Linked DNA regions of Homo sapiens: region 1 is linked to region 2. Evidence: read pairs that join two places in POLR2A ChIA-PET (ENCODE). Cell type or tissue: PC-3. All regions are shown on one strand. Each heading gives the region's core, and the rest is flanking DNA. Links, peaks and the distances in the headings are about the cores only.

Region 1 (12,049 bases), core at 3,816-8,815, 640 kb after region 2:
TGTTTTATTTCATTGAGGTAAAATTCATGTAATATAAAATTAACCATTTTAGAGTAGCATTTGTGTTGTGTGATCATTGCCTCTATCTAGTTCCAAAACATCTCCATTACCCCACAAGGGAACCTTGTACTTCTTAAGAATTGAAAAGAAGTATTCAAACAAAAACTTTCCCATGTGTGTTCATAGCACTATTCACGATAGCCAAAGGGTGGAAACAACCCAGATGTCTGTCAATGGACGAGTGGATAAACTAAAAGTGGCTTATCCATCTATCTAATGGAATATTACTCAGCCACTAAAAGAAATGAAGTGCTGATCTATGCTGTAACATGGATGAACCTCAAAAGCGTGATGCTGAGTGAAAGAAGCCAGACTCAAAAAGCCTCATCTTGTAGGATTTCATTTATATGCAGTATCCAGAATAGACAAATCCACGGAGGCAGAAAGCAGATTAGTGGTTGCCAGGGGGCGAGGAGAAGGGAAAAGGAACAACCACTTTACTGATACTCATTTTTTGAAAAACTTTTATTTTGAAGTAATTTTAGATTCACGGAAAAGTTGCAATATGGTACAACGAGTTTCTTTATACCCTGACCTAGTTTCCCCAATGTTAATATCGTACATAACCATAATCTAATTATCAAGAACAGAAGATTGACAATGGCATGATATTAACTAAACGACAGACCCTATTCGAATTGCACCACTTTCTCCGCTACTGTGCTGTTTCGGTTCCAGGATCCCACATTGCTTTCGGCGCTGATTTCTCTCTGCCTCCTCTGATCTGTGACAGTTTGTCAGTCTTTCCTTGTCTCCCACGGGCTTGACACCTTTGAAGATGACTGGTCAGTTACAGTGCCACTTTGTGTGAATTTGTTCCATGTGTTTTCATGATTAGATCAAGGAGCCATTTTTTAAAAAATTTACTCATTAAATATTTGTTTTGATAGATCATAGAAAAAAGCAGTTAGCAAATTTATACGACGATTTCGTGGATATTAGCTTTTAGGATGAGGCTATAGTATCTAAGATAGAAAGTGAGTTCATTGTAAGGGAAAATATTAAATAAATAATTGCATAGGTGAGACACAGGTATGGTGCAAAGATATGATGTTGGTAAGAGCAGCATGGGAAACATGACGTTACTTCATGGAATCTTCACAAGAGTCTTGCAAAGTAGATTCAGGACTATTGTTTTTTGCCATTTTATAGATGAAGAAACGGAGGCACCAAGATGCTGAAGCCCTTGACCGAGTCACGTGTCAGTAAATGACAGAATCAGGATTTGAATCCCATGCCTGTGATCCTGAACCATGACATTCCCCTTTAACCCTTCCTTCCAACCTCTGCGACATCAGCTTATAGACTGTTGAAGGTGACACCGTTCTCTTCTGTGATTTTTATTTCAGGGGTTATTTGCAGAGCTCTGTTCAGTAAAGCTGACTCAGGTGGGGATGTGTCCCGCAGTGTCGAGGTAGGGTGTCCTCCAGGGGCTTCCCAGGTGTGCTGGTGCAACACGAGATAAAGACCAAGCCAGTTCAGGTAACCCCCAGGTAGAGTCACTAAAAAAAAAAAAAAAAAAAAAAATGTAGGGGATCTGGGACTGAATCTTCCCTTGGAATGGAGGAAGGAAGTTGCATTCCACTCAGCTCCTGTTAGAATGAGTATGCAAGGACTGGTTTGACATCAAAAGAGAAAGCCCAATTTAGACAGAAAGGTGTCACTCCAGGAAGGGCTTTGGTGCACACCCAAAGTGAAAGAAGAAACAGATTCAGACTTCAAGATGATCGTGCAAAGTGCTGCGTCACTCTCAGTAGATTTAACCCAGGGAGAACAAGGTCAGTGTTGAGTATCAGCCCCAGGGCACAAGCTGGGGTGGATGCTGTGATCTCATGCGGAGGTGGGGATCCCATCAAACACCTGGATCGACTGGAACCACCCAGGACAAGACCCAAGTCACTGAGCATGCTGTCCCTTCATTGAGTAGCTTCTGAAGGTGACCTTCCTTGTTGCCCTTTAAAACTCACTCACTAGCAGGGGTCCCACAGTCAAAGGCCTATAGTGAAATACTTATTTGCAAGAAACAAATGAATGACGGGGGCCACAGGGTTTTGCAGGGGAACCAGAGAGCTCATGCCCCACCTAAAGGGGGAGGCGCCACCACCTACTCCAGCTGTTTGGAGTGTGCTCAGGAACACAGGCCCAGTGTAAACATATCTTCCATGGCTCCAAGAAAGCCAGAAATTTCTATCTTTGATGAAACCTCCAGTTTTTTGTTTGTTTGTTTATTTTTCTTTTTTTTTTTTTCCTTGTTTTGAGACAGGGTCACACTCTCTTTCACCCAGTCTGGAGTGCAGTGGCGCGATCTTGGCTCACTGCAACCTCCGCCTCCCAGGTTCAAGCAATTCTTCTGCCTCAGACTCCCAAGCAGCTGGGACTACAGGTGTGCACCACCACACCCAGCTAATTTTTGTATTTTTAGTAGAGACAGGGTTTTACCATCTTGGCCAGGCTCGTCTTCAACTTCTGACCTCAAGTGATCCACCTTCCTTGGCCTCCCAAAGTGCTGGGATTACAGGTGTGAGCCACCATGCCCGGCCTGAAACCTCCAGTTTTTAAATGGTGATAACAAATTTGGGGGAAAAAATTTAACTGTATTAACCAAACGCAATTCATTTGTATACCTATGGGCTGTCTTTGATAGAATCTGACCAGAGCCTGATTGAAGAATGTGATATCCTGGATCTGAAGCATTTTTTGTGCAGAACAGGTGATAGTTTGAGTTGAAGTTGAAATTTCCTTTAAAATGGCCATTTGTGTAGGTCACAAAAAGTCACACGGGGCTTTAGAAGCAAACCGTACCAGTGTTTCTCAAACTCCAGTGTGCACATAAATCCACTGGGGGATCTTCCTAAAATGCAGAGCCTGAGTCATAGGTCTGGGCTGGGCCTTGGGATTCTGCATTGCTGACATGCTCCCAGGTGATGCTGCTGGTGCTGGTGCATGGACCACGCTTTGGGTAGCAAAGCATTAGACCATGTTCATCGCTGGTGGTTTTGCAAACTCCATTAAGACCCACCCCACATTGTCGTTCCTTTTTCTGAATCCAAGTTTTGTTTTTGTTTTTGTTTTCTGAGACAGAGTCTCGCTCTGTGGTCCAGGCTGGAGTGCAGTGGTGTGATCGTGGCTCACTACAACCTCAGCCTCCCGGGTTAAAGCCATTCTCCTGCCTCAGCCTCCTGAGTAACTGGGATTACATGCACGTGCCACCACGCCTGGCTAATTTTTGTATTTTTAGTAGAGACGGGGTTTCACCATGTTGGCCAGACTGGTCTCAAACTCCTGGTCTCAGGTGATCCGCTCGCCTCAGCCTCCCAAAGTGCTGGGATTACAGGCGTGAGCCACGGCACCTGGCCTGAATCCAAGTTTTGTTAACCAAGTGTCTGAAGTCTCATTCATTCACTCATTTGTAATGGGCCATGCCATCACCTCCCTGCAGCTGCTTTCAGGAAGTGAAGTGAGACCAGTCTTGGCTTTCTGCATGGCAACCACTGGCTGGAACTGCTCTCCAAACACGGCATGGGCCCTCCAGTTCTCTACAGTCCCCACTGCTCCCTCTCACCTCTCACAGGGCTGCTTCATTCAATAGCTGTAGACTTAGAGATTGAGACCCTGATTCACTGAGTACCTATTATGTGCCAAGTCCTGTGCTATGCACAGGTGGTTGTTTTTTTGTTTGTTTGTTTGAGACAAGGTCTTGCTTTTTCACCCAGGCTAGAGTCCAGTGGCACAATAATGGCTCACTGCAGCCTCGACCTCCTGGGCTCAATAATCCTCCTGCCTTAACCTCCCAAAGTGTTGGGATTACAGGCATGAGCCACTGAGCCCAGCCCTAAGTGTTAATTGATAAAAGCTGAGTAAATGAAGGAATTGTAGCAGACGTCTCTGATACCATAATCATTATTTTTATTTGATTTTTTATTTGAAAAAGTACATTATCATCTATGGTTCCCTTACAGCACTAAATATATATTTTAAGCTTCTTATCCTAATTATGAAATTGATTGTTTAAACATTTACTTTGACAAGTGACTAGAATCTGTTAGCCTTGTCCCCTCATCTCACTTGTAGTGGTATCTTCAGATACCCTGTTATCGATCCTCAGGAGGCGGATAATTTTTGGAGGTATTTCACCAGGAAGGGAGGTGAGCCAATATTTGACTGTTGGGCAATAATTTAAATTGTTAAGTTCCAGCATAACAAGACAGAAAGAGCATCTTGCAGCCGGGCGCGGTGGCTCACGCCTGTAATCCCAGCACTTTGGGAGGCCGAGGCAGACGGATCACATGAGGTCAGGGGTTTGAGACCAGCCTGGCCAACACGGCAAAATCCCATCTCCACTAAAAATATAAAAATTAGCTGGCAGGCGTCTATAGTCCCAGCTACTCAGGAGGCTGAGGCAGGAGAATTGCTTGAACCCAGGAGGCGGAGGTTGCAGTGAGCCGAGATTGTGCCACTGCACTCCAGCCTGGGCAACAGAGTGAGACACTGCCAAAAAAAAAAAAAAAAAAAAGCAAGAAAGCAACCAAGCAACCAAGCAAGCAAGCAAGAATTAATCATAATAGCCCGCGTTTGATCTTCGTTCTGACTCTGTTTCTAAGAATCTTAGGCAAGTCCTTTCCTGACTATGAGCCTGTAGCTCCTCATCTCCAAAATGTAATGTGAAACCAGTGACTTCTACCCTTGTTATTTATTGTGTAATGGAATACTTGGAAAATTGTATTAATGCCATGGCCTGTTTTCCCCATATAAATGCACGTATCACAAAAGTTGTGCACACAATTTCAGGATTTTCAGGGTTCCCTGAGCCCTGTAGGAGGTTTATAAAATCAATATTGTGAATTGGAGTAGAAAATCCCTAGCATCTCTTTCAACTTTCAATTACTAAAATTGTAGAATTGAGCTAAAAATATATAGCAGTACTTAGAACATTAGAAAAGCAAAGACGTTGAGTTCAGACAAACTTGACTTGAGTCCCCACCACTGACACTAGCTGCATAACCTATGACTTAATGTCTTTGAGCCTTGATTTTAACATCTATAAAATGGGAATTATAATGTCATGTCATGTTCATATCGTGTTGCAAGAATGAAAATGAGATCTTCCAATAAAGTGCTTACATATAAAAATGCTCAAAATATTAAGTTGAACTGTACGAAATTGAAAAAGTTGATCATTTGCAAAACTGTTAATTTCATATATTTCAACCTAATAAGTACTCAGTGTGAATAGTTGAGCGCTTATTCACCAAATACTTATTTCATGCTTACTAGGTGCTAACATATTCTAAGAAGAAAGTCAATTATATTGTGCAGATGAAAGCAGACCTGTGGTGCTTTAGCTCCATGTGGCCAGCAAATGTATACTAGGCTCAGGCCTGCCTTAATGAATATTTTCCCTCCTGTCCTTGGTACTAGTTTACACATTCATACTAAGGTAGGGCAACTGCAAATACATTTTATACAATTGAAGAGTCTTGATCTTTTACTCAAGTTTGACCCAATTGCATTTATTGTTATTACTGGTATATCTGACATATGTGGAATTATTTCTGCCATTGTAGTTTATGTTTTCTATTTAACATGTTTTCCCTTTACTGAAATTCATTTGTAACTGATTCAGGCCTATATGGATGTTGTGGATCTATGTAAAGGCAACTTTCGAGTGAAGGGAACAAATCTTATTACTGCTCTCTTAAAATAGTTATTCTTACTTCTTTTTTCTTCCCTGAGCACCTTTTGTCAGCCTTTTGACTCAGCTCCCCTACACCAGAAAGCACCCAAGGATGCCAGGCATGAGAGGAGAAATTTGATTGAGCCTCAAGTTAACACTGATGTGCAATTTGGAGAAAACAGTTATTATGTTCCCTGAAAAATAAACATTCAACATTGTCATTATAGTTGACATTTACAGTTTACAAAGTGCCCTTTACGGTGTCCATCTTGCTTAATCATTACGAAAGTCTTGGCAACTAGTTGTTATTACTGTTTCGATTTCACAAAAGGAAATTGAGAGTCAAAATGTTAAATGACTTATCCAAGATCAAATAGCTTATAAATGGCAAAGCTTGGAATTGAGCCAAATTGAGCATATTTTTTGTAGCTGAATTCTCAGAATTATGGAAATGACGTTATTAGGAAATGTTGATTCTTGCAATATACTAGACCACAACTAAATTATTACTATTCATGAAAGACAGTTCTATGAAATGAATTTCATTCATTCTTATTCTTTCTTTCACCCCCATTTTCCTTCCTTCCTTCCTTCCTCCCTCCCTCCCTCTCTTCCTTCCTTCCTTCCTTCTTTTTGACAGAGTCTTGCACTGTCACCCAGGCTGGTGTGCAATGGCACAATCGTAGTTAATTTTTTTTTTTTTGGTAGAGATGGGGGTCCTACTATATTACTCAGGCTGGTCTTGAACTCCTGGCCTCAAACAATCCTCTCGCCTCAGCCTCCCAAAGTGCTGGGATTACAGGCATCCAGCCCTTTCACCCTATTTTTACCCCATTGTTCAGGTTTCCCTCTCTCAGGAAATCCTTCACACTCCTTCTACTAGTGGAAGCCAGGAGCTGGGAGGTCACTGCAGACACCTCCTTCTCCGTTAGCTTCTGTATCCAATTAGTCACCAAATCTTGTTGACTCAATCTTGTAAACATCTCTTAAATCGACCCACTTCCTTCCTTCCTCCCTTTCACCACCTGATCCTTAACCACCATCATTGCTCATCTCTGGCCTGCAGCAGCCTCCTAACCAGGCTCCCCATACCCAGCCTTGCTTTTCCCACCCATTTGCCATCCAGCAGCAGCCAGAGTAATCTTCATAAAATCTAAATCTGACCACTGTACTTCTTGTCTCAAAACCCTCCAATGCTTGCCATCGCTCTAAGAATAAAGTCCAAAATTGTTAACTTGCCTTTCAAGAGACCTGATGATCCAGCCCCTGATGACCTCTCCAGATTTATCTCGTGACATGGCTTTCTTCTGTCACCCCAATGCCAGCTCCATCCTACCACAGTGCCTTCTCACACGCTGGTCTCTGTCCTCCATTTCTCACTTCCTCCATCCACCTTCTTATCTGGCCAACTCTGGATCCTGACTCTTCCTCCAGGAAGCCTTCCCTGACCACCACCACCCAGACCATGTTATGTCCCTTATGCAAGGTCTCGTTAGCACCCTGTATTTTCGCTTTTGTTCTACTCATTGTTTTTATCACTAATATTAATCTCCAACTACCTCCACCCTAGGTTGTAAGCTTGAGGGCAGGGATGCTGTCTATCTTATCCACCCCTGTAATCCCAATGCAAGCTCCACGCTGACTGCCCTGTCCTGGGGAGAGCTATGTATGAGTAGGCAAATGAATGGTTGGCATGAAGGAAAGAAAAGAAAAGATGAGAGGAGGCAAAGGAGAGAAAGAGGGAGGGAGGAAAAAAAAAGTAAAAGAGTATAATGTTGATGGGGGTTAGAAAATATGTGCCATCTTATTTTAATGATTGTTAAGAAAAGTTTCCGAGACCGCTGATAATATGTTTCCTTTTTATAGTAATGAGGCTGTCCTCTTGGCCATGATTATGTTTGCATATCTAGCCTGAAATGGTTCAATTATCTTGATGTGTAATCTAAAGTGACTCTAAAAATAATAGTCAACAGTACCACATGCTATAGATGAATTATCCCCTCTAATGCACTTCCATTTAAATTATCCCATGTGATTTATTGGTTTCCATCTTTAAGGCAGAAACCAGAATTGTTCCCACTTTACAGATGAGGAATCTGAGGCTAATAGGCAGCAGAGGTGGGTCACAAACCCTGGTTTTTCTAGCTCCAAATTCATGCCTTTGACCCCCACACAGCATTTACAGCAATGGGGCAGGTATGTAGGGGCAAGGGTGGGAGGCAGAAGTGCATCTGTGCCACTTTTGTGCTTTTGTGCCACTGAAGCGTCCATGGATAGAAGGAACTTAAGAACCTTAGCCCCAAACTCTGAAATTTTCTGTCATATGATGGATGGATATATTGGTCTCCCGTTGGCCGAACTAGCTCAAGTAAATGAGCTCTGCAAAACGAAGCTGAAATGAAGACTCTGTGATTCCCCAGATCTATTCTAACATCGGGATGACAGCCCTGCAGCTCTCTCCCTGTGATGAACCAGACCGTCCTCCTCATCCCGCCCTAGTGGTGTTGACTCACCACCAAGTTCTGGGGCCTCAGTGCTTCTGGATGCATCTTTCATGTGCCGTGTTCCGACAAACTGAATCCTGCTTTTGCAGCATTCCGAAAAGGAGCCAATGACAGTCATCGACTCCCATGGGAGACAGGACCAGTCCACGTGTCCGTACCTTTTACCTGGTCTTTCAACACAAAGTGCCTTAAGCAGCACATCCACCAGACACTACGGATGCTCAATAGAAAAATGACTGCTTACGTGATGATAATTAGTAATAGTGGTGGTAAAAGGATCCATTTCCTGGGCACTTACCTAGTCTATGGTGCATTGTAATAACATAGAAAACGTTAACTATTGGCTGGGCACAGTGGCTCATGTCTGTAATCCCAGCACTTTGGGAGGCCGAGGCAGGTGGATCACTTGAGGATAGGAGTTCGAGACCAGCCTGGCCAACATGGTGAAACCCCATCTCTACTAAAAATACAAAAAAAAAAAAAAAAAAAAAAATAGCCAGGTGTGATATCAGCTACTCAGGAGGCTGAGGCAGGAGGATCACTTGAACCTGGGAGGCAGAGGTTGCAGTAAGCCAAGATCACGCCACTGCACTCAGCCTGGGCAACAGAGCAAGATTACGTCTCAAAAAAGAATAAAAATAATAGAAATTTAAAAATTAAAATACAAAAATTAGCCAGGAGTGGTGGCGGGTGCCTGTAGTCCCAGCTACTCAGGAGGCTGAGGCAGGAGAATCACTTGAACCTGGGAGGCAGAGGTTGCAGCGAGCCGAGATTGCGCCACCACACTCCAGCCTGGGTGACAGAGTGAGACTCCGTCTCAAAATAAATACATAAATAAAAAAGGAGAAAACATTAACTATTATCTCTTTGTATCCTCAGACACCCTATCTATGTAGGCACTATTATCACCCCTATTTAATAGATGCAGAAACTATGACTCAGAGAGAGTAAGTAACTTGCCCACGATCACAAAGCCAAGTAGAGAATCAGACAGTCTGACTTCAAAGACCTTACTCTTTTCTTAAAATTGATGCAAAAAACATTGTTAAAAAATAATAATTTAGTCCAGGCACAGTGGTTCATGCTTATAAACTCTGCACTTTGGGAGGTCAAGGTGGAAGGATTGCTTGAGGCCGGGAGTTTGAGACCACCCTGAGCAACATAGTGAGACACCGTTTCTACAAAAAGTTAAAAAATTAGCCAGTCACGGTGGTGTGTGCTTGTAGTCCAGTTACTCAGGAGGCCAAAGCTTGAGGATAACTTGAGCCCAGGCCTTGGAGGTTGCAGTTAGCTGTTATTACACCACTGCCCTCCAGCCTGGGCAACAAAGCGAGACCCTGTCTCAAAAATAAATAAATAAAGAATAGCAATCTAATATGAAGGAATATACAATAAAAAGTAAGCTTCCTTCCCACCCAATTTCTAGCCTTCCAGCCCCCTTTCCTAGAAGTAACCACTGGTACTGATATCTTGAATAATTTTCCAGAGCTGTTCAGTGCATCTCCAAGCTTATGTGGAAACATGGATGAATGCATGATGAAGCTGTAGGATGGACTTATAATTATATTTCTAAATGGGTGTGCTCCACCTTGCTTTTAAATTTAACACTGTATCTTTAAGAGCATTCCTCACTGGTCTGGTCTTTTTAGCTCTAATCTCCTGCTTATTTAATGCCTGCCCAGAATTCCGTTGTATGGATGTGCCATAGTTGATTTAATAGTCTTCTATTGATGGGTACTTAAGATTTTCTCAATCTCTTGATATTCAGATATTCAGAACCCTGCAAAGAAGAGTTTTGTATGTGTTTAAGGATGTTCCTTTCAGGTTACCTGCAGGAGAAAGTCCTGACATTTGAATTGTCAGGCCAAGATATATGTATTTTAAATTTGGAGGTAGATATTGTCAAACTGCCATTCAAAGAGGTTGTATTTGGCAGCAATGTAAGAGAGTGGGATTTCCCAAAGCCTTGACAACAGAGTGTGTGTCACATTTTAAACAATCATTAATGCTCGTGCTTGTAACTCTAAGCTGAGCCTGTTACTACCTCTGAGATATGGGCATCAGAGGTGGGAAGATTGACATCATCATAGGCAAACTGTAGCCATGAAACTGGGGGAATTCCGTGGCTGAGGAGACTCAGGATGCTTGTGTCTTTGGGATCCCCAAGGCAAAGAATGTCAACTTAACCCCCAGATTTGTGGGGACTTGTGGGTTTGCCGCCATGACTTACCGGCATGGGAGAAAGCACTTCAGCTTGATTCCTGGGTGGTGATCTCTCTGGGGAAAGACTGCAAATTAGCAGTTCAGGAAATGTAAAGAAGCTGGTGGTTTTGCATTTTTTAAAAGAGCGCAGTTGGGTTTACGCTTTCAGTCTTTTGTTTGTGTTGGGGGTGGCAGTATTTTGTTTTGTTTTTGAAGACTTGGAGGACTTGGAGTTTGTTTTTAAATGAGATTGGAGGGAGATGGGAAACAGGGCTGAAACTCCATCAGATATTTTGTGGGTGTATAAACTGAAAAGAGTCAAGACTTCACAGGCAGGCTGGGTTTTGTTTTCTTTGATATTATTCATGTAAAACCATTGATATCCGTTTCCTCCAGAATAACCTTTACATTTACATATACAGAACTGACTTGCTTGCACCTTAATGGTATACCTTGGAGTTCATTTCTTATTTGCAGATAGAGATCTGCCTCATTGTCTTTAATGACACATTTATTGTACAGATGAGTTAGATTTTTTTAATTTTATTATTATTATACTTTAAGTTTTAGGGTACATGTGCACAATGTGCAGGTTAGTTACATATGTATACATGTGCCATGCTGGTGTGCCGCACCCATTAACTCGTCATTTAGCATTAGGTATATCTCCTAATGCTATCCCTCCCCCCACCCCACAACAGTCCCCAGAGTGTGATGTTCCCCTTCCTGTGTCCATGTGTTCTCATTGTTCAGTTCCCGCCTATGAAACAGGGTCTTGTTCTGTCACCCAGGCTGGAATGCAGTGGTGCTATCTTGGCTCACGGTAGCCTCAACCTCCCAGGCTCAATTGATCCTCCCACCTCAGTCTCCAGAATAGCTGGGACTACAGGCATGTGTCACCATGCCTAATTTTTATTTTGTTTTGTTTTGTTTTTTTTTGTTTTGTTTGAGACAGAGTCTCACTCTGTCGCCCAGGCTGGAGTGCAGTGGCGCAATCTCGCCTCACTGCAACCTCCGCCTCCCAGGTTCAAGTCATTCTCCTGCCTCAGCCTCCTGATCAGCTGGGATCACAGGTGCCTGCCACCACACCCAGCTAACTTTTTTGTATTTTTAGTAGATATGGGGTTTCACCATGTTGGCCAGGCTGGTCTTGAACTCCTGACCTCAAGTGATCCACCTGCCTCGGCCTCCCAAAGTGTTGGGATTACAGGTGTGAGCCACCGCGCCTGTCCAAATTTTTGTGTTTTTTGTAGAAATGGGATATCACTATGTTGCACAGGCTGATTTCAAGCTCCTGGCCTCAAGCAATCTGCCTGCCTCAGCCTCCCAATGTGCTGGGATGACAGCCCTGGGTTAGATTTTAACTGACACTTGGAAGCAAGATTTTGGATACTGGACTATTAGCCCAGGGGACATTCTACTATGACCTCTCTATTCATATGGTTCTGGGTGGATTTTCTCTCTTTCCATGCTACCCCCACCATGCCTATTCCCAGAGGTCAGTTTCAAAAGGTGACGTGATATTTGCAAACCCTCTTTGTCATTTTTCTGGTTTCTTTAAAAGGGAAAACTTTAAGAAGTGTCTTCTGCCTGGCTGTTACCAGTAGGT
Region 2 (12,049 bases), core at 3,432-8,431:
GGGACTATAGGCATGTGCCACCATGCCTGGCTATTTTTTTTTTATTTTACATTTTTTGTAGAGATGGAGTTTTGCCATGTTGTTCGGGCTGGTCTGAAACTCCTGAGCTCAGGCAATCCACCCTCCTTGGCATTCCAAAGTGTTAGCATTACAGGTATGAGCCACTGCACCTGGCCAATAATATTTTCAAATTTAAAAAATTAATTAAAACTTGCTTTGGTGCACATTTATCAATGGTTAGAATATTCTCAGGAAATCAAAGATTTGGCAAAATGTTTTCAGCACAGTGGTCAAGCATGTAGACATTGGACTCTGACAGCTCGCCTTTTAGCCTCAGCTCTGCCATATGCTGTGTGAACGTGGACAAATCACTTAACTTCTCTGAGCCTTTTTTTTTTTTTTGCTTGCAGAATGGGGATAATAATAATCACATTGTTATAACAATGTCATAGGAATGTTTTGAGAATTAAATGAGATAAAAATAACAATACCTAATTAATTGTGCAAAGCACTTTATACATGTTATTTCATTATTATTTATTTATTTATTTATTTATTTATTTTTTTGGAGACTGTGTCTCGCTTTGTCACCCAGGCTGGAGTGCAGCGGCGTGATCTTGGTTCACTGCAACATCTGCCCCCTGGGTTCTCCTGCCTCAGCCTCCTGAGTAGCTGGGATTACAGGCACCCGCCACCACGCCTGGCTAATTTTTGTATTTTTAGTAGAGATAGAGTTTCACCATATTGGCAGGCTGGTCTTGAACTCCTGACCTCAGGTGATCCACCTGCCTCAGCCTCCTGAAGTGCTGGCATTACAGACGTGAGCCACCACGCCTGTCCTTGCCCAGCTAATTCTTGTATTTTTAGTAGAGACGGGGTTTTGCTATGTTGGCCAGGTTGGTCTCAAACTCCTGACCTCAGGCAATCCACCCACCTCAGCCTCCCAAAGTGCTCATTTTAGGCATGAGCCACTGTGCCTAGCCTTATATGTATTGTCTTATTGAATCCTTGTAATCTGTCAGCTTTGTGAAGAGCATAGTTATCACAGTGTCTAGTTTTTAAATTATTAACTGTTTAATAAACATTAGCAGAATTCTGTTTGTATTTTTATGGAAATGAAGATGAATAGGAGAAACAGTGAAAAAAGACAGACAAACCCAGTAACATTCTGCTTATTTTGAGACCCGATTTCCAATATCGTTTGTTCTCTTATTGCACATAGTGTTGAACCTGCAATTAGAAGAAAAATATTCCCAGATCATCAAAGTTCTGTTTAAAAGTAACACTCTTTGGTGTAGTATCAATTTTTTTTAATTATGGTAAAATATACTTGACATGAAATTTATCATTTTAGGCAGGGTGCAGTGGCTCACACCTGTAATTCCTGCGCTTTGGGAGGCCAAGGTGGGCAGATCGCCTGAGGACAGGAGTTCAAGACCAGCCTGGCCAACATGGTGAAGCCCTGTCTGTACTGAAAATACAAAAAATAGCCAGGCAGGGTGGTGGGTGCCTGTGATCCCAGCTACTCGGGAGGCTGAGGCAGGAGAATCACTTGAACCTGGTAGGCAGAGGTTCCAGTGAGCTGAGATTGTGCCACTGCATTCCAGCCTGGGCAACAGAGCAAGACTCTGTCTCAAAAAAAAAAAAAAAAAGGAATTTACCATTTTAACCATGTTATTATTTATTTATTTATAATTTCAACTTTTATTTTAGATTCAGAGGTACATGTGCAAGTTGGTTACGTGAGTATATTGTGTGATGCTGAGGTTTGGGGCACAAATGATCCCATCACCCATGTGTGAGCATAATCACCAATAGGCAGTTTTTCAGCCCTCACCCTCCTCGTTCTCTCCCTCCTCTAGTAGTCCCCAGTGTGTATTTTTCCGATCTTCATGTCTATGTGTGCTTGTTTAGCTTCTGCTTATATGTGAGAAACTGCAGTATTTGGTTTTCTGTTCCTGCATGAATTCACTTAGCGTAATGGCCTCCAGCTGTGTTCGTATCACTGCAAAGGACATGATTTTGTTATTTTTTATGAGTGTGTAGTATTCCCTGGTGTATATATACCACACTTTCTTTATCCAGTCCTCCATTGATGGGCACCTAAGTTGTGTCCATGTCTTTGCTATTGTTAATAGTGCTGCAATGAACATATAAGTACGTGTGTCTTTGTTTCGCCATGTTGACCAGGCTGGTCTCGAACTCCTGCCCTCAGGTGATCCACCTGCCTCGGCCTCCCAAAGTGCTGGGATCACAGGTGTGAGCCACCATGCCCAGCCCTGGACTTTTTCATAATAGCCATTCTGACTGGAGTGAGATAGTATCTCCTTGTGGCTTTGATTTGCATTTCTCTGACGATTAGTGATGTCGAGCATTTCGTCCTATGTTTGTTGGCTGCTTGTATGTCTTCATTTGAGAAGCGTATGTTCATGTCCTTTGCCCGCTTTTTAATGAGGTTGTTTTTCGCTTGTTGAATTCTTCAAGTTCCTTACAGATTCTGGATAGCAAACTTTCGCTGGATGCATTTTAACCATTTTAAAGTACATTCATGGCTGGGCATTTTGGCTCACACCTGTAATCCCAGCACTTTGGGAGGCCAAGGTGGGCAAATCAGCTGAGCTCAGGAGTTTGAAATCAGCCTGGCCAACATGGTCAAACCCGGTCTCTACCAAAAATACAAAAATTAGCCAGGCGTGGTGGCACGTGCCTGTGATCCCAGCTACTTGGGAGGCTGAGGCAGAAGAATCACTTGAACCGGGAGGTGGAGGCTGCAGTGAGCTGAGATCTTGCCACTGCACTCCAGCCTGGGCAACAAGAGTGAAACTGTCTCAAAAAAAAAAAAAAAAAAAAAAAAAAAGGGCCAGGCACAGTGGTGTCTCATGCCTGTAATCCCAGCACTTTGGGAGGCTGAGGCAGACCGATCTCGAGGACTGGTGTTTAAGACTAGCCTGACCAACATGGTGAAACCTGTCTCTACTAAAAATACAAAACTTAGCCAGGCCTGGTGGCGTGCGCTTGTAATCCCAGCTACTCAGGAGACTGAGGCAGGAGAACTGCTTGAACCTGGGAGGCGGAGGTTGCAGTGAGCTGAGATTATGCCACTGCGCTCCAGCCTGGGTGACAGAGCGAGACTCCATCTAAAAAGAAAAAAACAACAACATAGTGCTGGGTGCGGTGGCTCAAGCTTGTAATCCCAGCACTTTGGGAGGCTGAGGCAGGCAGATCACCTGAGGTCAGGAGTTCAAGACCAGCCTGATCAAAATGGCGAAACCCCGTCTCTACTAAAAATGCAAAAATTAGCCAGGTATGGTGGTGTGTGCCTGTAGTCACAGCTACTCGGGAGGCTGAGACAAGAGAGTTTCTTAAACATGGGAGGTGGAGGTTGCAGTGAGCCAAGATTGTGCTACTGCACTCCAGCATGGGTGACAGAGTGAGACTCCATCTCAATAAATAAATAAATAAATAAATAAACAAACACACTGGGCGCAGTGGCTCACGCCTGTAATCCTAGCACTTTGGAAGGCTGAGACAGGTGGATTGCCTGAGTTCAGGAGTTCGAGACCAGCCTGGGCAACACAGTGAAACCTCATCTCTATTAAAATACAAAAAAAAAAAAAAAACCCCACAAAAAACTAGCCAGGCATGGTGGCATGCGCCTGTCATCCCAGCTACTCAGGAGGCTGAGACAGGCATATGTTTTGAACCCAGGAGGCACAGGTTGCAGTGAGCTAAGATTGCACCTTTGTGCTGCAGGCTGGGCGACAGAGAAAAGACTATCTCAAAAAAATATAATAAAATAAATAAAATAAAGTACATTTATGATGTTGTGCAAGCATCACTACCATCCACTCCAGAACATTTTCATCTTCCCAAATTGGACTCTCTTAAACACTAACTTTCCTTCATTTTCCTGCCCGTTCCTGGCCACCATCATTCTACTTTCTGTCTCTATGATTTTGACTACTCTAGTACCTCATATAAAAAAAATCATACAGTATTGGTGTTGTGTGTGTGTGTGTGTGTGTGACTGGCTTATTCCACCTAGCATAATGTCCTTGTATTAGGCCATTCTTGCATTGCTATAAAGAAATACCTGAGACTGCGTAAGTCGTAAGAAAAGAGATTTGTCTGGCTCATGGTTCTGCAGGCTGTACAGGAAGTATGGCAGCCTCTGCTTCGGGGGAGGCCTCAGGAAGCTTCCAATCATCTGGAAGGCAAAGGGGGAGCAGGCACATCACAGGGAGAAAGCAGGAGTGAAAGAGAGAGAGAGCGAGAGAGGGAGGAGAGGTGCCACACACTTTTAAACAACCAGATCTCAGGAGAATTCACTCTCTGTCACAGATAGCACCAAGAGGATGGTGCTAAAGCATTCATGATAAACTGTTTTCATAATCTAATCACCTCCCACCAGGCCCCACCTCCAACATTAGGGATCTCATTTCTTTTTTGGTGGGAGGTTACATTTCAACATGAGATCTGAGTGGGACAAATATCTAAACTATATCAGTCCTCAAGGTTTATCTATGTTATACTGTAGAATTTCCTACCTTTTTAAAGGCTGAATAATATTCCATTATATGTATTTTATATATTTAATCCATTGATGAACATTTGAGTTGTTTCCAACTTTTTGTTTTGTTTTGTTTTTTTGAGATGGAGTCTCGCTCTGTCACCCAGGCTGGAGTGCAGTGGCACGATTGTGGCTCACTGCAACTTCCACCTCCCGGGTTCAAGTGATAGCTGGGACTACAGGCATGCACTACCATGCCTGGCCAATTTTTTTGTATTTTTAGTAGAGATGGGGTTTCACCATGTTGGCCAGGCTGGTCTCGAACTCCTGACCTCAGGTGATCCACCTGCCTTGGCCTCCCAAAGTGCTGGGATTACAGGGGTGAGCGACCGCGCCTGACCGTTTCCAACTTTTGGTTCTTGCATATAATGCTGTATGGACCTTGGTGACTGGTACACAAATATCTGTCCAAGTCTTTGTTTTCAGTTCTTTTGGGTATGTACCCAAAAGTGGAACAGCTAGATCACATGATAATTCTATGTTTCGTGTTTTGAGGAACCGCCATACTGTTTTTTGTAGTGGTTGTACCATTTTACATTCCCACTGGCAATGCACAAAGGCTCTAATTTCTCTGCTTCACCAACTAACACTTGTGTTTTTGCACATACATCCTTGTGTCCATGTGGAACAGACCCCTTGGCATAGATTTTTTAGAAGTGGAATTGATGGGTCAAATGTTATATATATCTTAAATTTTGATGCATCTAACAAATTGCCCTCCAAAAAGTTTGTACCAATTGATACCCCCACCATTAGTGCAGGAGAGTGCTTATTTGCTGTATCCTCGACAACCTTAAATAACATTACACTTTTTAGTATTTGCTATGCTGATGGACAAAAATATCTTGTTGCTTTAATTAATATTTTTCCGATGACTAGTGAAGTATATTTTGCATTTTTATTTGCTACCTATGTAATGTTGCCATACTTGACTTAATCCATTCTCTATTGGTGGACACTTAGCTTGGTTCTCAGCCCACTGCATATTCAAGATGGCCAAGAAGGAGGGCGAATATGGGAAGTTGTTTGAAATATGTCCAAATGACAAGAAAGTGACTATGGAAGCATTCAAAAATGATAACCGTGAGTCATCCAGTAGTTACACTGCATTTAGGAAGTAGAACAGTGCTTTACAAAGAGTACTAGTAAAAGTGGTTAAAAATATAAAGCCTTGGTAATTTTTAAAAGCTGCCATTTGTTGAACATTAACTATGTGTCCTCCACTGTGGTAGGGCTTTTCATACATCATTTTATTTCATCTTGGCTTAAACAAGCATCAGCTTATTTTATAGCTGTGAAAAAACTAAGGTTTCTGGAGACTTGCTTAAGTTCACAGTGAGTAAGTGGGTGGTCAGATCCTAACCCAAATCCTTTTGATGCGCTCACCCTTTGAGAATGACATCTGAGAGAAGTTCTAAATTTTCATGGCAACAGAATTATGGACTACATGAACCATGACTACCAGTGGTGTCTCCAGTCGCCTGGGGTCATTTTTAGTTTTGTTCTTTTTTTTTTTTTTTTTTTGCAAATGCAGAGTCAGTAAACTTTCAAAGACTTCATTGAAGTTCTCCACAAAGCATAAGCTGTGACTCACTAGGAAATGATTTTAGGTGGTGCTTAGACCCAACATTAAATGACATTGAATCACCCAAGGGGGAGGTGATTCCCCTTTTAATTCCCTTCCAATCATTTCATCAAGGAGAAAGTCTCCATGTGGTGTTAGTGAGCCTGTAATACCTCTCTAGCCCTTGCTGAGTTTCTTTTTCTTTTTCTTTTTTTTTTTTTTTTGAGATGGAGTCTCACTCGGTCACCCAGGCTGGAGTGCAGTGGTGTGATCCTGGCTCACTGCAACCTCCACCTCCAGGTTCAAGTGATTCTCATGCCTCAGCTTCCTGAGTAGCTGGGATTACAGGCATGCATCATCACGCCTGGCTAATTTTTGTATTTTTAGTAGAGATGGGGTTTCGTCATGTTGGCCAGGCTGGTCTCAAACTCCTGGCCTCAAGTGATCCGCCCGCCTCAGCCTCCCAAAGTGCTGGGATTACAGGTATGAGTCACCATGCCCGGCCAGCCATCTTCTCACTGTACCCTCACATGGTGGAAGGGGCAAGGGATCTCTCTGGGGCCTCTTTTATAAGGGCACCAGTCTCCAAGCTCCACCCTCATGACCTAACACCTCCCAAATTCGCCCCTCTAATATGCCATCACCTAGGGGGTTAGGATTTTAATATATGAATTTTGTGGGAACATAAACATTCGGACCATAGCTGCTGGATTCAGTAGGTCTGGAGTGTGTCACCTGCGATTCTGCAAGTTTCATATGCAACCCAGGTGCTTCTGGTACAACTGATATGACATTTTAAGAAATTGTGAGGCCAGGCGTGGTGGCTCACACCTGTAATCCGAGCACTTTGGGAGGCTGAGGCGGGTGGATCACCTGAGGTCAGGAGTTTGAGACCAGCCTAGGCAATATGGTGAAACCTCGTCTCTACTAAAAACATAAAAAATGAGCCAGGCGTGGTGGGGGCACCTGTAATCCCAGCTACTCCTGAGGCTGAGGCAGGAGAATATCCTGAACCTGGGAGGGGGAGGTTGTAGTAAGCTGAGATTTTACCATTGTACTCCAGCCTGGGCAACAAGAGCGAAACTCTGTCTCAATTAAAAAAAAAAAGAGAAATTCTGAACCAGACCTTCCCATTTTAACCCAATTTCGATATATTTTTTTTCTTTTTTGAGACGAGGTCTTGCTCTGTCACCCAGGCTAGAGTGCAGTAACATGATCTCAACTCACTGCAACCTCCATCTCCCAAGGCTCAAGCAATCCACCCACCTCAGTCCCTGGAGTAGCTGGGACCACAAAGGTGCACTACCACTCCAGCTAATTTTTGTGTTTTTTGTAGAGATGAGCTTTCACCATGTTGCCCAGGCTGGTCTTGAACTCCTGGGTTCCAGCAATCTGCCTGCCTTGGCCTTCCAAAATGCTGGGATTACAGGTATGAGTCATAGCACCCAGCCAAATTTTTTAATAGATTGGCAAGAATGCTAGCTGGATATAAATCTGTCATGCCACAGATATGCTTCTGCCTCTATAGTGGGTTTTGTTGCCAGGCGGCAGCAGTTACATGTAATTTTCAGGCAGTATTCTAAGCACTTTACACATGTTTAATCCTCGGTACAACCCTTTGAAGCAGGTTCTATTATTACCCTCATTTTACAGGTGAGGAGACTCAGATGCAGGAGATGAGACCACTAGCCTGAGGTCACAAAGTCAGGAAGTGGCAGAGCTGGGATTTGAACTCAAGCCCTCTGGCTTAGGGCCAATATTCCTACCTGCAATGCTCAACTTCCTCTCCTGGATCCCCACCTCTATTTGTGATGATGAAAGTTCATCACCCCCTCCAATTCTGCAACTTCTTGTCCTTCTAGCCTGTCAGTCTGATTTCAATCCTATCATTGACAATCAGACTATGTGCAATCAGAAATTTATCAATATTTGAATTGGATGAATTAATGAATCAGTGACATCCCAGGATTGAGGACTATAAACTTTCTAGTTCAATGCAAATCATGGGCTAGGTCTGTCTTGAAAAAAGAAAAGCCAACATGTGTATTTCCTATGATGAAAATAAAAAGTGTTCTCCATTTACCAAGAAAACTAACCCGGTAACTGATTTCTGATTCTGTGCAGAAAAGCACAAAACAGGAAAATCTGTGACCTGCTTAGCTCAGCATTTCTCAGTTCCTCCCCCCATTTTTTTTCCAGAGAAAAGGAAAATTGAAAACTTGCAGAAGATCCTTGTAAAGGACCTTCGGTTCATTTTGTCAGACTGGAGTATGGGGAGAGTTCTTAATAAACCCTGGGTCTGTACCTTTCAGAAGGCAATCAAATTTGGGATGATTTGAGCTCATCTGGGACTCTATGGGCTCTTTTGTCCTCACACTACATGCATTTCTTTTTTCTTTTTCTTTTTGCCAAGTCACAGATGGGTGCTGGAAGCCGAGTCAACACTGTGCCACAAGGCGAGATGCAGACAGCTGTGATGAGGTACAAAGAGGAGGCACTTTCTGCTTTCACCGACCAGGCAGACAACCCACATGGGAGCTGCAGGGCAGATGCAGGCTTCCTCTCTGACTAGGGCACAGCTGGCTGCAGGAAAGGTCTGTATTAGAGTAGAAAGCATACCTTGAATATGTCCAGCCTATGGCACGGGTTTTGCTTTTTCTTCCAGCAGTTGTTATCATGTACCATGGAAGAGCTCCGGTGTGCTGGGAGAGAGCTCACAGGCAGGAGCACGTGGACGATGCATGTCCAGGGTATCAGCCATTGTGTCACGGTTGCACTTTAAGAAGGGGTGACCGGCCGGGCGCGGTGGCTCACGCCTGTAATCCCAGCACTTTGGGAGGCCGAGGCGGGCGGATCACGAGGTCAGGAGATCGAGACCATCCCGGCTAAAACGGTGAAACCCCGTCTCTACTAAAAATACAAAAAATTAGCCGGGCGTAGTGGCGGGCGCCTGTAGTCCCAGCTACTTGGGAGGCTGAGGCAGGAGAATGGGGTGAACCCGGGAGGTGGAGCTTGCAGTGAGCCGAGATCCCGCCACTGCACTCCAGCCTGGGCGACAGAGCGAGACTCCGTCTCAAAAAAAAAAAAAAAAAAAAAAAAAGAAGGGGTGACCACTTGGAAGAGCGCACGTGTATTTACATGACAAACCATGTAAATTACATGGCTCATGCCTGTAATCCCAGCACTTTGGGAGGCCGAGGCGGGTGGATCATTTGAGGTCAGGAGTTCGAGACCAGCCTGGCCAACATGGTGAAACCGTCTCTACTAAAAATACAAAAATTAATACCAGCTCCTTGAGAGGCTTTGGCAGGAGAATCGCTTGAACCTGGGAGGCGAAGGCTGCAGTGAGCCAAGATCGTGCCACTGCACTTCAGCCTGGGTGTCAGAGTGAGACTGTCTCAGAAAAAAAAAAAAAAAAAAAGAATATAGCACACTATGGACTAGAGTCGTTAACACCAGTTAAACAAGTGTGGGGTAACTTTCAGATTTTATGAGATTCTTTAGATGCTGTTTTTCTTAAATAATTGAATAAATAAATACTATATATTTTTTAGAGACTGGGTCTTGCTCTTTCGTTCAGGCTGGAGTGTGGTGGCGTGATCATAGCTTATTCTAGCCTCAAAATCCCGGGCTCAAGCGATACTCCTGTCTCAGCCTCCTGAGTAGCTGGGATTACAGGTATGCACCACCATGCCTGGCTAATTTTTAATTTTTAAAATTTTTGTAGAGACAGGGGTGGGGAGGTCTCATTATGTTGCTCAGTCTGGTCTCAAACTCTTGAGCTCAAGTGATCCTCCCACCTCAGCCTCACAAAACATTGGGATTACAGGCATGAGCTACAGCCAAATGCTGTATGTGATAATGAATCAACAGATTCTCCTCCAAAAAAAAAAAATCTGAAAATAGATTATTCATATGTTTCTTGTATCTGCCAAGATGCCTGGTGGGCAGCTGAAGATAGAATGTATCTGTAAAGGTATATACCAAGAACAACAAAACACACTTGAGTTGAAACTAGAAAGATTTTTTTTTTTTTTTGAGACAGAGTTTTGCTCTTGTTGCCCAGGCTGGAATGCAATGGCGCAATCTCGGCTCACTGCAACCTCTGCCTCCCGGGTTCAAGCAATTCTCCACCCTCCCCCCGGCCTCCCAAAGTGCTGAGATTACAGGCGTGAGCCACCATGCCAGCGAAACTACAAAGATTCTTCTGTGTAGTTGGGTCCTTGTCATCTGAGGCCAACAGAAGACAATTTTTTAAACGGAAGTTGGGGCCGGGTGCGTGGCTCATACCTATAATTCCAGCACTTTGGGAGGCCGAGGCGGGTGGATCACTGGAGGTCAGGAGTTCAAGACTAGCCTGGCGAACATGGTGAAACCCTGTCTCTACTAAAAATACAAAAAATTAGCCGGGTGTGATGGCGGGCGCCTATAATCTCAGCTGCTCAGGAGGCTGAGGCAGGAGAATTGCTTGAACCTGGAGGCAGAGGTTGCAGTGAGCCGAGATCACACCACTGCACTCCAGCCTGGGGGACAAAGCGAGACTCTGTAAGTAAGTAAGTAAGTAAATAAATAAACAAAAGGAAGTTGGCTGAGCACCGCTGCTGGCTAACATGGAGAAACCCCATCTCTACTATAAATACAAAAATTACCTGGGCGTGGTGGCGGATGCCTGTAATCCCAGCTACTCGGGAGTCTGAGGCAGGAGAATCGCTTGAATCTGGGAGACGAAGGTTGCCGTGAGCAGAGATGGTGCCACTGCACTCCAGCCTGGGTGACAGAGCAAGACTTTGTCTCAAATAAATAAATAAATAAATGGAAGCTGTAAAGTGGTCATTTTCAAGTTTGGCTACACATTAGAATCACCGGGGAGTTTTGAAAAATTTTGATGCCTGGGTTGTACCCCAGACCAGATAAATCAGAATCTTTAGCAGGTAGGATCCGGGCATTGATAGTTTTTAACATTTCCTTGGCTGGGCACGGTGGCTCACACCTGTAATCCCAGCACTTTGGAAGGCCAAGACAGAAGGCTGCTTTGAGCCTTGGAATTGGAGATCACTCTGAGCAACACAGGGGAGACCCTGGTTCTACAAAAAATAAAATAAAAAATAAAAAATAAATAAATAAATAGCTAGGCGTGGTGCCACACACCTGTATTCCCAGTTACTTGGGAGGCTGAAGTGGGAAGATCACTTGAGCCCAGGAGGTCGAGGTTGCAGTGAGCTGTGATCACGCCATTGCACTCCAGCCTGGGCGACAGAGCAAGACCCTGTATCAAAGAAAAAAATCAAGTTTCCCAGGTGATTCCTGAGTGCAGCTAAAGTGATGAGCTGCTGCTTTAAGGGGAAATTTTCTTACCCCTTTCAAGGTAAAGACTTCAACAGTCATATAGCATTTCGGGTGAAATGGTAACCCACTGACATCTCATTTAGAAAGGAATAAAAATGGAAGTCACCATGCGTTTTGTTTCATTTCTATACTTGATTATCTATCTGTCTTCTAATTGTTCTGTGCAAGTACTGGAAATTCTACACTTTAGTGCCTATGGGGTCCAGGCAGTCACAGCAGAGGTGGGAGGGAGCCAAAGTGAGGGTTGGGGGAAGGGGATTAAAAGAACTGGAAAGCATCTGTCCCCAAGGAGAGAAGCCACTCCACCCCCATCCTGATGTTGCCAGCGGGAAACGCAGCTCAAGTGGAGCCAGATTTTGGGATTTTTTCAAAATAAACTAGTGGTCAGAATTTTTAGGTGAAACATCCCATTTCCTAAATGTTAGCAGCAAACTCAGACTCTTTTAAAACTCCGTGTAGCCAAATGAAACTCATGTGTAGGCTAAATTTGACCCTGAGGGCTGCCTGTTAGTGTATCTAGTTAATAAACCCTTTGAGAGGCAGGGTTCACTCTTTTAAAAATTATTCTT

The links. Peaks named below come from ENCODE experiments on the same cell type or tissue, not always from the same donor. Only the 100,000 strongest peaks of a DNase experiment are listed, where the experiment ranks them.
Region 1: POLR2A ChIA-PET joins it to region 2 with 29 read pairs; 1 of 35 experiments calls an interaction of 5 or more read pairs at or near these places.

What each region holds. Positions count from the first base shown.
Region 1 is chr12:117,337,556-117,349,604 of GRCh38, reverse strand. All of the region lies in intron 1 of NOS1 (nitric oxide synthase 1), which reads left to right. Among named protein-coding and RNA genes, the nearest start is that of NOS1, 18 kb to the left of the region's middle. In PC-3, for the core only: no CTCF peak of the experiment used is centred there; DNase peaks (open chromatin) are centred at 4,684, 6,074 and 6,724; H3K27ac peaks cover 2,113 bases.
Region 2 is chr12:117,980,942-117,992,990 of GRCh38, reverse strand. No RefSeq gene overlaps it. Among named protein-coding and RNA genes, the nearest start is that of KSR2, 18 kb to the right of the region's middle. In PC-3, for the core only: no CTCF peak of the experiment used is centred there; DNase peaks (open chromatin) are centred at 5,660, 6,050 and 7,670; H3K4me3 peaks cover 1,192 bases; H3K27ac peaks cover 3,845 bases.